Linked DNA regions of Homo sapiens: all the other regions are linked to region 3. Evidence: chromatin contacts called from ENCODE Hi-C or POLR2A ChIA-PET data. All regions are on one chromosome and are shown on one strand. The core of a region is the stretch at or near the end of the contact, and the rest is flanking DNA. Distances in the headings are between cores, read along the strand shown.

Evidence for each region. A loop is a pair of places that touch in the nucleus more often than their neighbours do. ChIA-PET counts read pairs that join two places held with the same protein, here RNA polymerase II (POLR2A). Pooled maps may share reads with other maps.
Region 1: a loop to region 3 is called in a pooled map, with 5 times the contacts of the local background. The contact joins two enhancer-like sites. A Hi-C loop is called at or near these places in 4 of 50 pooled maps. POLR2A ChIA-PET finds 5 or more read pairs at or near these places in 2 of 52 experiments (OCI-LY7 and activated T-cell).
Region 2: a map of sigmoid colon shows a loop between it and region 3 (4-fold over the local background). The contact joins the promoter of SLC35D4 here to the enhancer-like site in region 3. A Hi-C loop is called at or near these places in 3 of 168 maps with a recorded cell type or tissue (CD14-positive monocyte, GM12878 and sigmoid colon), 18 of 37 single-sample maps with no recorded cell type and 13 of 50 pooled maps. POLR2A ChIA-PET finds 5 or more read pairs at or near these places in 4 of 52 experiments (GM12878, OCI-LY7, WTC11 and 1 more).

The regions. Positions count from the first base shown.
Region 1 is chr18:22,975,892-22,979,810 of GRCh38, reverse strand. The region is part of intron 6 of RBBP8 (RB binding protein 8, endonuclease); the gene reads right to left. Among named protein-coding and RNA genes, the nearest start is that of RBBP8-AS1, 44 kb to the right of the region's middle. Within about 2 kb of position 1,255, at least 7 of the 41 ENCODE cell types and tissues checked have a DNase peak (open chromatin) inside an H3K27ac peak, as active enhancers do.
Region 2 is chr18:23,435,924-23,440,160 of GRCh38, reverse strand. It overlaps SLC35D4 (solute carrier family 35 member D4), which reads left to right and starts at 2,200. Exons shown (of 15, transcript NM_032933.6): 1 at 2,200-2,380. The coding sequence starts at 2,309. RefSeq lists a silencer at 2,072-2,171.
Region 3 is chr18:23,229,165-23,233,279 of GRCh38, reverse strand. All of the region lies in intron 4 of CABLES1 (Cdk5 and Abl enzyme substrate 1), which reads right to left. Among named protein-coding and RNA genes, the nearest start is that of CABLES1, 96 kb to the right of the region's middle. RefSeq lists enhancers at 1,210-1,259, 1,380-1,539. Within about 2 kb of position 1,304, at least 22 of the 41 ENCODE cell types and tissues checked have a DNase peak (open chromatin) inside an H3K27ac peak, as active enhancers do; they include CD14-positive monocyte, GM12878, OCI-LY7 and 1 more, where a contact is called at or near this core.

The DNA of each region.
Region 1 (3,919 bases), core at 6-2,505, 250 kb after region 3:
AGATTCCACTAGAGAATAAATTTGTGTGGATCTAGGCATATGTTCTTGCCCAACTCAATTCAGGATCAACTGTAACTGAAAGATTGGGTTTGAATTGAATTGTGAATGTTGAGTAAAAATAAAGTTAATTGACTTTCCCATGTCAAACCATTACTGACCTTATTTGCCAACCAATTGTTACCAGTCTGTCAGACATTTAGGCTTTACATGACCAAATCAGTCTGTCCTATTAGACTCGTATCAACTTGCAATACTATTTCCAAATAAAAGCTTATATAGTGAGAACTGTATGAACTATGACCAACAGAGATTTTTAAGAAACATTAATTGGAAGACAAAGACTAATTTTTCCCAAAAAAGATTTACACTTTAATTTCCTGAATGATACCAATATTATTTGTAGGCTTTAATCCTACATTTTATACCAAGGAACAATCTTTAGAGCTAATGTCTAATTATTTAAAATTTTTTAAATTTTAAATAAAATAAACATAAACATAAAATAAAATAAACATAAAATTATTTAAAATTTTATTTTATGTTTTTGAGACGGAGTCTCCTTCTGTTGCCCAGGCTGGAGTGCAGTGGTGCGATCTCAGCGCACTGCAACCTCTGCCAGGTTCAAGTGATTCTTGTGTCTCAGCCTCCCGAGTAGCTGGGACTACAGCTGCGCGTGCAACCATACCTGGCTAGTTTTTGTATTTTTAATGGAGACAGGGTTTTACCATGTTGCCCAGGCTGTCTCAAACTCCTCACCTCAAGTGATCTGCCCACCTTGGCCTCCCAAAGTGCTGAGACTACAGGCATGAGCCACTGTGCCCAGCCAAATTTTATTTTTAATTGACAAATAATAATTGTATCTACTTACTGGGTTCAACAAAATGTTTTGATACATGTTTACAGTGTAGAATGATTAAATCAAGCTAATTAACATCTATCACTTCACACACTTATCTTTTTTTTGTAGTAAAAACATTTAAAATCTACTTGGCAGTTCTGAAATATACAATCATTATTAAGTCACCATTCTGTGCAATAGATCTGATATCTAATTTTTTAATCTCTTCCTGTAATTTTCTTATTCTGGAAAAACAGTAAGTTAAAGTCATATGAGAAAGGCTTATAAATTAATGGAGTGTGAAATCTATCTGACCTAGCTTTAACTAATCACGTCACAGCCTGCTTGCCTATTAGTCATAAAAATTCCACCTGAAACATGAATGAGTCACGAGAAGCAATTGATTTCCTGGCAGAGTCAATGTGGAAGAAGCTGGGATCACAAAAGGAAAAAACAAAAAAACAAACAAAACTAGCTCTAACTAGAGGTGCCCAAACTAAGTAAATGAGTGCTGGCTTTGTCTTCCTTTGTCATAAAAGGAAAAAACAAAACTCCATATGTTAACCAAGTTCATCCTTTAAAACACTAGTCTCACTGATTTTCTGAGAGAAAGAGTTCACGTCACAGCTTTTGGTTAAATTAATTATGCACACTTGTCCTCCTTTCACTTTTCCTTCTGATGGCTTGAGCTGTTTGATTTATGGACCTCTGCTCCCTCTTAAACTCCTGTCAAAACTGTTTTAGTTGGTTTCTTCCCTAAAGACCTATAATTATGGATCTGGGGTTTCCCTTCATGAGTCTGTAAAAAAGTTTTAAATATTCAGCTTTTTTCCTTTTCTACTCTGAAGAACTTACATTTCCAGTTAAAACATAATTTAAACTTAACGAAGTAACATTATAGCCATTGTAGGGGAGGTGGCAGTACTGCTCCACTGATCAGGCTATACCTAGAATATTGATTTCTTAATTCAGATATTGACGAACTAAAACATTTTTAAAAATTCACAGTTTGAAGAGTTGAAGTAATGCCACATGAATGAACAGAGGATATTTAATGCCACAGTTAATGAACAGAGGATATTTACTCTAGAGAAAACAAGACTCAGGAGGGCCATGATAGCTGTCTTCATGTATCAAAAGAGTCGTCAAGTAGCACAGGAGAAGAGACTTGCTTAAGATGGTCCTGGAAGGCAGTCATAATCAAGAAATATAACTTATAAGCAGTGTAATTTCTATAAACTTAGAATTTTCTAATAATTTTGTCTCACTAAATTTAAATAGGCTTGGGAAACAGTAAACTTCTACTAGACGTGTTCAAACAATAGCTATTTGTTAAAGAAGCTGTATAAGGAATTCAATTTAGAAGAGGGTTGAATGCAATGAGTTCTACAGTCCTTTGAACTCTTACGTGTATAGACTCCCTTGACTTTCACTGACCCATCACATCTATTTTCTAAAACGAAAAGAATGATGACCTCAATACCTAGCTTTATACACATTTTTAACTTTATAGTGGCAAAATTTTACTGAATAATTTTGGTGTCACTAATAACTGCCCTATCATATAAGCCATCTTGTAACATCAAAACTAGCTCAGAAGAGTTAGAGTTACTGCATTTAACAAGCAGAAGTCAAATAATATTTTCTTCTAAAGTTCAGGGAAATTTCAGGCACAAATAGCATAATATGACAGTGGTTTAGGTGATCAGAGAAAATTAGGTTGCCTTTACAAGATGATACTTGCTTTTTTAAAAACAAAACAAAACAAAACAAAACTGCTGAGCAAAATGCAATTTCTTTGCGACCAAGCTACAGAAGAAGTTGGTTCATGAGAATCACAACTATCTTATATTTCAGAAGAGAATAAAAGACACAATCAGATCATCTCCTATACTCTTTTGACTAAGCATGTCCTAAATAAACATACATGCCTTAAGCTCATCTATATGATTACTCTTTCCTGTAATTTCAAACTTTAGCCTTCACTTCTTTTCTAAAATTTGAATTTCAACAGGAAAAATGCATGTGCTTGAGAACACTAAAAATAAATTCTAAACTAATTAGAATTCATATTTCTACCAAGCAAATGACACGATATAGTTTCAACCTAACTTATACACATTGGTTTTTGAGGCAATCGTCTATCTAATTCTGTGTTAACTTCTACACACTTGGTATCTCATCCCTTTGGTACTCATAAAGATCAAGGCTGATGTGTTCAAAATACCATAAGCTACGTACATACATAATCACTTCACATAAATTAATGTAGGTCAACAATCACTTATCTAAAATCCTTGGAACCAGACGGGATTCCAAATTCATATTTTTTAAAAAAAATGAAAGTAATACAGTAATACAGAACATATATACATAATTACATAACAGCTCCAGTGGAGTCTGAAGCATCATCCTGTAATCAAACACATTGATATTTTCACAGCAAAACATATGAATACTCACATGAAGTGGGATAAAGACTATAAACAGCATTCTGCCATTGCAGTGAGGTTAGGTTGTGAACAACATTTCAAAAATAACCTTTTGGGTTTTGGAATTCTATGTAACAGATTGTGGATCTGTGTCCTGTGTTCTCTCTTCATTATACAGCATTATTAAAATTAGAAAGTGTTGACATTTTCTTACAAACATTTTATAACATCAGTCTGATCTCATAGGTTCCTTTCCTCATCTGACTATTATTTCTCCTCAAAATTCCCTTTGGCTATCAGTATTCAGTAGACCAATCACATGGGAGGAATATCAGAATTCTATTGGATATCCATTATCCTAAAAGTATACCAGTAAGAATGATAATTCTACTTGTGAGATGTGTTCATACAAAAATAACTATTCTAAGCCAAAATAATGTTACATCTACATAGTTTTACTGAAGTTTTTGTAGATGTCTACTTAAACGCAACAGGATCTTTAGGAACGCTATAACGCCATTAGGATTATCCTGAATCCTAAGTTTTCAAAAATAGTATATAAGCTTTATATAAATGGGAACTAAAAGTTAGTCATATCTCTGCTCTGCTCTGCATTAGTCAGATCATATCTAGAAAAATATTCTTCTTT
Region 2 (4,237 bases), core at 951-3,450, 210 kb before region 3:
ACGGTATATCCATACTATGGAATGCCTGCAGCTTTTTTAAAAAATTAAATCTCTATGTGTTGACCTGTAGTTGTAAAAGTAAGTTGTTTAGCAATGTGAATAGCTAGATCCATTTTCGTGAGGCAACAAATTACAAATGGGTATATGTTGATATGTGAATACGGAGGAAGGTGTAGAAGGATACACCAACCTGTTGGTATTGGTTATGTGAGTGGTTAAGAGTGTGGTATTGGTTTGCTAATTTTTCTTTTATAAATCTCTATTAGTCTTGTTACAATGATTTTTTTTTTTTTTTTTTTTTTTTTGAGACGGAGTCTCACTTTGTCTCCCAGGCTGGAGTGCAGTGGCACGATCTTGGCTCACTGCAAGCTCCGCCTCTCAAGTTCACGCCATTCGCCTGCCTCAGCATCCCGAGTACCTGGGACTACAGGCGCTCGCCACCACGGCCGGCTAATTTTTTTGGTATTTTTTTAGTAGACACGGGGTTTCACCATGTTAGCCACGTTGGTCTCGATCTCCTGACCTCGTGATCTGCTTGCCTCGGCCTCCCAAAGTGCTGGGATTACAGGCATGAGCCACCGCGCCTGGCCACAATGATCTTTTTAAATTGTCGTTAAAGATTGGTGTTTTGGAGAGGGAGACACAAACTCTGGGGCAAGAGTGATAGGTGAGAAGCGAGTGTAGGCTTGTGAAGGGGCCTCCTTGTGAAGTGTTAACTTCTTACATGATTTTATTTCTATGGAGAGGAAAATTTAGTGCATTTGAAGCTTCATCTCCTCTCTTCCTGTTCTGTATTTTTGCTTTTTAATAACCCAGTGTACTAGTCTGTTTTCACGCTGCTGATAAAGACTTACCCGAGACTTGGTAATTTATAAAGAAAAAGAGGTTTAATGGACTCACAGTTCCACGGGGCTGGGGAGGCTTCATAATCATGGTGGAAGGCAAAAGGCACGTCTTACATGGTGGCAGGCAAGAGAGAAAAAATGAGAGCCAAGCGAAAGGGGTTTCCCCTTATAAGACCATCAGCTCTGGGGAGACTTATTCACTACCACGAGACGAATATGGGGGAAACTGCCCCCATGATTCAATTATCTGCCACCAGGTCCTTCCCATAACATGTGGGAATTATGAAAGCTACCATTCAAGATGAGATTTGGGGACACAGCCAAACCATATCATCCAGTCTTGGTAGAGAAAGCTATACCCATCTGTACAAGTGGTTTGAAGGAGACTGTGGGAGAAAAGGGAGGGAAGGGGTGACCAGCCTACCTCCATCTCTATGTTGGTCCCCTCTGCAGACCAACCAGCAGGCCCAGGAAGAGACCTGTGGAAAAGTGAGCAGAGGCAAAGGACTGCGATGAGACAGTGGTGGCTGGGGAGTGGCTTCAAGGGGACAAGCCGAGGTCAGCCCTCCCTCAATGCTGGAGGGAGCAGAGAGAAACAAGGCATGCTTCTGAAAAACAGAAAAATTACATAAGGGTTGGTGTGTCGTTTTCCATCCACTGCTCCAGCACCGAGAGCCAGGAGGACTTTTGCTGTGGCTTAAGAGTGATGGTTTCCCCGTGTGTGGGTGTTTCTGAAAATCTGTGTGTTTCTACAGGCAGAGAACACTGGCACTTTTTGCTATTGTCCAAGTCCATCAATAGGTTTTCTTGCATGTTTACTAACATTTGCCGGAAGCCTCATGAGTCCAGTTTTCCACCCTATAGACTAGGAATAGGAATAGGAATAGGGGCTGTGCTTGGGAAAGGGTTCTTATTTTATAGAAATGTCAAGAGAATGGAATGACTTTAAATACAAACAAAACTCAAAAAACCTATACTCAATTCCAGTTCCTTCTTCCTTCACCTTCCCTCTTTTAAGTGAACATTTGTTGCTGTTACCTTTTTTGTGTCATTTGCCAAAGCGCTACAGACTCAGTGGAGAAAATTGGGAAAATTCAGTGAAGCACGGGTAATATTTTGGTCTCATAGTTTAGAGATAGCGATGAACATTTTTCTTTAAACACTGATGGGGTATTGTGAACTGCGGTATGCTTTTTTCCTCTTCTGCCACTTTCTACTCTTTAAAAGAAGATAAAAAAATAAAAAATAAAAAATAAAAGAAGAATGACCGTCCTTCGAGGGCGCGGCCCCTTTAAGAAGGCAGACGCCGGGGGCGGTCCCCGCGCTGATTGGCGGAGCTCGGAGCCACGTGGCCGTCTCTGGGCGGCTGCTGCCGCTGCCGCTGCTGCTGCTGCGGGGGTCGGGCGGCGGCCAGGGGATTTGGGCAGGCACCGTGGATCCCCGAGAAGGGGACGAGTTGACAGATGTGCGTGAGGAGGTCTCTGGTCGGCCTCACCTTTTGTACCTGCTACCTGGCTTCTTACCTCACGAACAAGGTGAGGGGGCGGGCGCGGGAGGCAGCGATTGCACGTGGGAGGTTTGAGTCGGAGAATCTTCCCGTGACAAACGGAGCCTCCTCCTGCTTTTTACCTCATTCTTCCTGGTGGCGATGGAGATGGAGAGCGAACCTCCTCCGTGTGTGGGATGCTCTTTCAGAAATAGGATTTGCCAGCCTGTACTGTCCCCGTTTCCTGCACTGTAAAGCACGGTACATCTCCAGGGAAACAGGATTTTTGGGCTGGCCATTTCCCGGGAACTTGGTTTGGGGCTGTGTGGACTAGTTTTAAGAGAAAGCAAGCAATTGGCTCCTGCTCCCCCGGGGAGGAAGAGTCAGAAGAAATCTGACACATCCTGCCTTTTTTCTAAACACGCCCCTGTCCCAGAGCCCCCGTGAAGTTCCAGAAGCCTTTAAATAGAAGAGATTAAGCCGTCTCCCCCTCACACTGCTGATTCCCGAATCAATTTTTTTGTACGTCTCCATTGTAAGCACTTCAGGAGTTTTTCATGGAATTATTATTTTTTAAAATAAAACATACATTTAGTTTTAGGTTTAAACTAATGTCATGACATCATGAAAACCTTTTGGTGAGGAGGCAGAGAAGCAGTGGTGCCAGCTTTGGGGTTTTGTTTTGCAAGGAGAGGGAAGCTGGCTTTAGGTTTGGTACCACGCAGGGAAAGGTTGGATCCAATAGGACCGAGTGGGCATGGCTGGGGCATTACCTGCTGGCCTGGACTCTGGGCTGGCCCCAGCCAAAGTGGGAATACAGGGTGCAAGACCACCTGGCCCCACTGTGGGGTCTTACTGCGGGCTCCCCACCTGCTCCCCGCTCTTCCTTTCTCCTCTCTTCCTCTCTGGAAAAGAACCATCGACAAACAGCATTTCCTTCTACCTCCTCTCCTACAATGAATGGCTGCCTTTATATATTCAGAGGATGCTCCCCAACCCCCTTTCCTTCTCCAGTTGATTTTTATTTTTATTTTTTTGAGATAGAGTCTCGCTCTGTCACCCAGGCTGGAGTGCAGTGACGTGATCTCGGCTCACTGCAACCTCTGCCTCCTGGGTTCAAGCGATTCTCCTGCCTCAGCCTCGTGAGTAGCTGGGGCTACAGGTGTGCGCCACCACGCTGGGCTAATTTTTGTATTTTTAGTAGAGACGGGGTTTCACCATGTTGTCCAGGCTGGTCTCGAACTCCTGACCTCAGGTGATCCGCATGCCTCAGCCTTCCAAAATGCTGAGATTACAGGTGTGAGCCACTGCGCCTGGCCTCCAGTTGATTTTTAGTTATGGCGATAAGCCTTTGAAGGTCCATAAATGCAGCCTTCCTGGGAGGCAGTGATGGGTTTTACTTCCTGGCTCCACTTACTTGGCGTTTGGAACCTTACTCTTTCTAAACCTAAGTTTCTTAACTTTAAGATGGGACAAAGAGTCCTCTTGAAATTGTTGTTGTGGCCCGGGCGTGGTGGCTCACGCCTGTAATCCCAGCACTTTGGGAGGCCGAGGCGGGTGGATTGTTTGAGGCCAGGAGTTCGAAACCAGCCTGGCCAGCATGGCGAAACCCCGTCTCTACTGAAAATACAAAAATTAGCCAGGCGTGGTGGCAGGCGCCTGTAATTCCAGCTACTCAGGTGGCTGAGGTAGGAGAATCACTTGAACCTGAGAGGCGGAGGTTGTAGTGAGCCGAGATCGCATTCCAGCCTGGGCAACAGAGCAAGACTCAGTTTCAAAAAAAAAAAAAAAAAAAAGAGAAAGTGTTGTTGTGAGAGTTAATGGAAATGGTGTTGGCCAGGCACAGTGGCTCAGGCCTGTAATCCGAGCACTTTGGGAGGCTGAGGTGAGCGGATCGCTTGAAATC
Region 3 (4,115 bases), core at 55-2,554:
AAAATTTGCCACATATCAGAATTGTACGGGGATCTCTGACAAACTGTTATCTGGCTCCCACCCCCAGGCAGTTGGCATGGGCTGTGACCTGGACACCAGGAGTTTTAAACACTCCCCAGGCGATTCTAAACTGCAGCCATGTTTGGGAATGACCAGGTCTTCATGTTCTGACATCCAGTGCCTGTTAGTCAAAGGCACCTCAGACCCACAGCATACTTGCTGTGTGGCCTGGATGGAGGGACCATATTCAGGGGTCATCTCCTACAACCTATGCAAGAACGAATATAAGGCAGGGGCAAATTGCTCCCAGCCAAAGACAAAGTCATCAGGTAAGAAGAGAGGAGGGAGCCAAGCGAGTGGTGAGAAGAGAAGGGAAAAAAGCTATCCTCCAATATAGAAAAAAAAACAGGGATGCTCTGATTCTGTTGAGCCATCATCCTAGTCTCTGGGCATTACATGAATGAGCCGGCTCCCTTATCCTACCCATAATGTGGAGTCTAATTAACAGAAATGCCCAAGACCTTCTGTGCCCAGTAAGTGCTGCATTTCCACAGCAGGCTTCCTGGGAGGCCATGGTAGTGCCACCCTCAAAACATCTCTGGAGTCCCGTTCAGAATCGACACCAAAGTCATGCAGAAGAAAGCCAACAACCAACTCTGTTCACACCCACAAGACCGTCTGCCCTACTGCTGCAGCTGCTATGCAGGCACCCCAGGGCGATTCTCAAAAGGCTTCTTAAAGCAATTAAGGATGGAGATGATGAATGCACAGGGGCACTGGCATAGGGAAGTGCCTACAAAGCAAAAACGTGAACAAGGCAATGAAGCAAAAATACCTGCGGTGGGCAGGGAGGGAGGGGACTGACCACATGCAGAGCAGGACAAAAACAGCAGTGTCTTCCTTTTCATTCAAGGACCAGCAGCTCAGTTCCATGGGCTTCCTACTTTTCCAAAGCCAAAGCCAGCAAGCATGGTCTTCAAATTCCCAACTCCCAAATAATTTTCTCCTTGTTTCCATTTTGCCAGATGGAGAATGTTACTTAGGGCTGAAATTAAGAGAGAAGTAGGGAATATCTTTTTGGAGTGAGTAGGCCAAGGGAAATAAGGAGAATTCCAATAAGCCCATACTGAGAGGGTTCTCAGATGGAGAGCTGGCTGCAGGCAGGGGCAGTCTCAGTCCATTTTCATATCCTGTCTATACAACGTCTGATATGTAACGAACTATTTACTGAGCTGAGCTAGTGTGGCTCTTTGCTGTCTCGCCGGTACTGGTACATGCAGATGGCATGAAACTTGGGTGATTTTCCACTGTGCCCCTTTTCATCTGTCTTCAATTTGCTCACAGGCTCACTGCTTCCCCGGGGCAGCCTTGTCCTGGCCAGCTGTCTGCCTGCCGCCAAATGTGCACATCACACATCACAGTTAACAGAACCAAACCAGTCGCGCCTCTTCCACACTCCCCTTCTTGGCATTTCCTCCAAAGGAAATGAAGCCCTAACAAAAAAAAAATATAGTCATGTGCTCGTATAAAGTCCAAGATTCTATTCCATGAGATAAAACCCAAACCCATTTAAAGAAACAGGGATTCTTAGAAACAGGGATTCCAGTGGATTGTCCAAGCGTCTCAGCGACACTTGGGACCACAAGAAAGACGGGCAAGGCTCCACCAACCCTACCCACAGAACTGGTCCCTCGAGAAATAACGTGACTCACTGCAGTCACCACTTCCCCCTGGCTTTCTACTTACGTCATTCTACTTTCTAAATTGCTAAGGCTAAGCCGAGTAAGAAAATAAGCAAGAATAGTGGGGCCACCCTCAACTGCTACTGGAGACACGTGAGGCTTGTTACAGACCAGTGCCACGCAACAGAACTTCCTGTGATGACGGAGATGGTCCTTATCTACCGTGTTCCATACGATGGTTACGTGTGGCAACTAAGTGCTTGAAATGTGAACAGTTGACTGAGAAACTGAATTTTTATTTAATTTTAATTAATTTAAATGTAAATTGCCACATGTGGCTAGTGACTACTAAGACCCAGTGCTTCCTTGGCAGGACTTTTGCTACCCTTATTTTATAAGTTCCTATGGCAAGATAATATAGTCATAGATACTCAGTGACATGGATTTGGTCTCCCAGTTTTCTTCCCAAGAGTGGCCTATTTTCTGCCTATTGCCTCTGGGGATGTTTAAATTACAGGCCACTGCAGAGGGAGCAGCAGTGCAAGATTCTCCTAAGTCGGAAGGGAAATGACCATGGGGTCCATGATCAAATGGGACCCATGCCTTGCACCATCAGCACCCCAAGAACAGGGCTCCCAGCCATGATAAAGATTCGTAATTCACATCTGGCACAGAGCAGCAGATCTTTTTGCCTGGAGGGGTCACGGGGCGGGTGTGACAGTTTTGGCAGTGCTAGGGCAACCAAAGGAACAACAACCAGCATGTGTTCCCCAAATCCTAGGCATTACAGTAGGTTCCAGGCCCTTCTTTGCACAATACTGGAGATGGGGAGGGAGGAATGCCCAGTGAAAAGTGAGTCTCAATTTCCCCTCAGCCTTGTAGAAGGGGGGTTTACAGTTCATATTAAGTAGATTTAAAAAGAAGAAATGAGGTATTTCTTGTACGCCAAAGCTAGTCACACTTCAAAACTTCGCTGATACAGTAATAAATATCATCTCAGCTCTAGAACACTGACAGCTTCGTGATGGCAGAGGGCAACTTTTCCACGCTTTTCCTCCCTCAGATTCAGGGAGAGGTTATCACTAACTTCAGGGCTACCATTTTGCTGGCCTGGAATTAAGAGCATACACGTACAGGCGTGGGCATAGTCAGCCGTCCACAGAAAACAAAACAGATCTCATTTCTAACAATGTCAGTTTCTTATAGGTTTTTTTTGTTTTTGTTTTGAGATGGAGTCTTGCTCTGTCACCCAGGCTGGAGTGCAGTGGTGCGATCTCAGCTCACTGCAAGCTCCGCCTCCTGGGTTCATGCCATTCTCCTGCCTCAGCCTCCCGAGTAGCTGGGACTACAGGCGCCTGCCGCCATGCCCGGCTAATTTTTTGTATTTTTAGTAGAGACAGGGTTTCACCATATTAGCCAGGATGGTCTCGATCTCCTGACCTTGTGATCCGCCCGCCTGGCCTCCCAAAGTGCTGGGATTACAGGTGTGAGCCACCGCGCCTGGCCCTTCTCATAGCTTTTTAATTTGTATATGTTAAGACTCTTGGGATCTAAAAAATACATCTTTCACAAAGAGGCTGACAAACTTTTCCGGGTTCATTCTTCTTAGGTAAGGGCTCTGATCAATGTTGCTGGAATCTTTCTGATATTAACATGAAACATGAAATTGCTGTTCTTTGGTCGTACTTGACCCCCATAAACAGCAGTTTCACATTGTGCCACATAGCTTAACAGCTCAGGCAACTGCTCAGTCTTTATGTGTGAGTGAAAAGCAGGCAAGACCCATGGTCTTTGCTGTCCCTCTCTTTTGGAAGCCTAGAACGTTGGAGTTGCATGCAGAAAGGAACTCTGAATGGTGGAGATTCGCTCCAAAAGAATCTTTTAAAAACTCCAGTGAGAAAGAATGAAGCAGAAGTCCCAGTGGAGTGTGATGAAATCTTGGTATTTTCTAAGATCATTGTTCTGAATTCTCATTAAAATGGTATATTAAAAATAGAAATATCTGTTTGGCTGAAATGCCAGCACTAACTCTCCAGCACCAGGAAATAGAGCTAGAGAATGTCGAACTGCAGCTGAAAGTAATTAAAAGCAAACTGAAGTTGAAGTTTTCACTTTCTTTGAAAGAGCCAGATTTTTCCCAGACACATCTAGTGTTCAAATACTAATTTATTTTTTAATAATTTTTGAGATGGAGTTTTACTCTTGTTGCCTAGGCTGGAGTGCAGTGGTGCGATCTCGGCTCACTGCAACCTCTGCCTCCCAGGTTCAAGCGATTCTCCTGCCTCAGCCTCCCGAGTAGCTGGGATTACAGGCGCCTGCCACCACACCCGGGTAATTTTTGTATTTTTAGTAGAGATGGGGTTTCACCACGTTGGCCAGGTGGTCTTGAACCCCTGAACTCAGTTGATCCGCCCTCCTCAGCCTCCTAAAGTG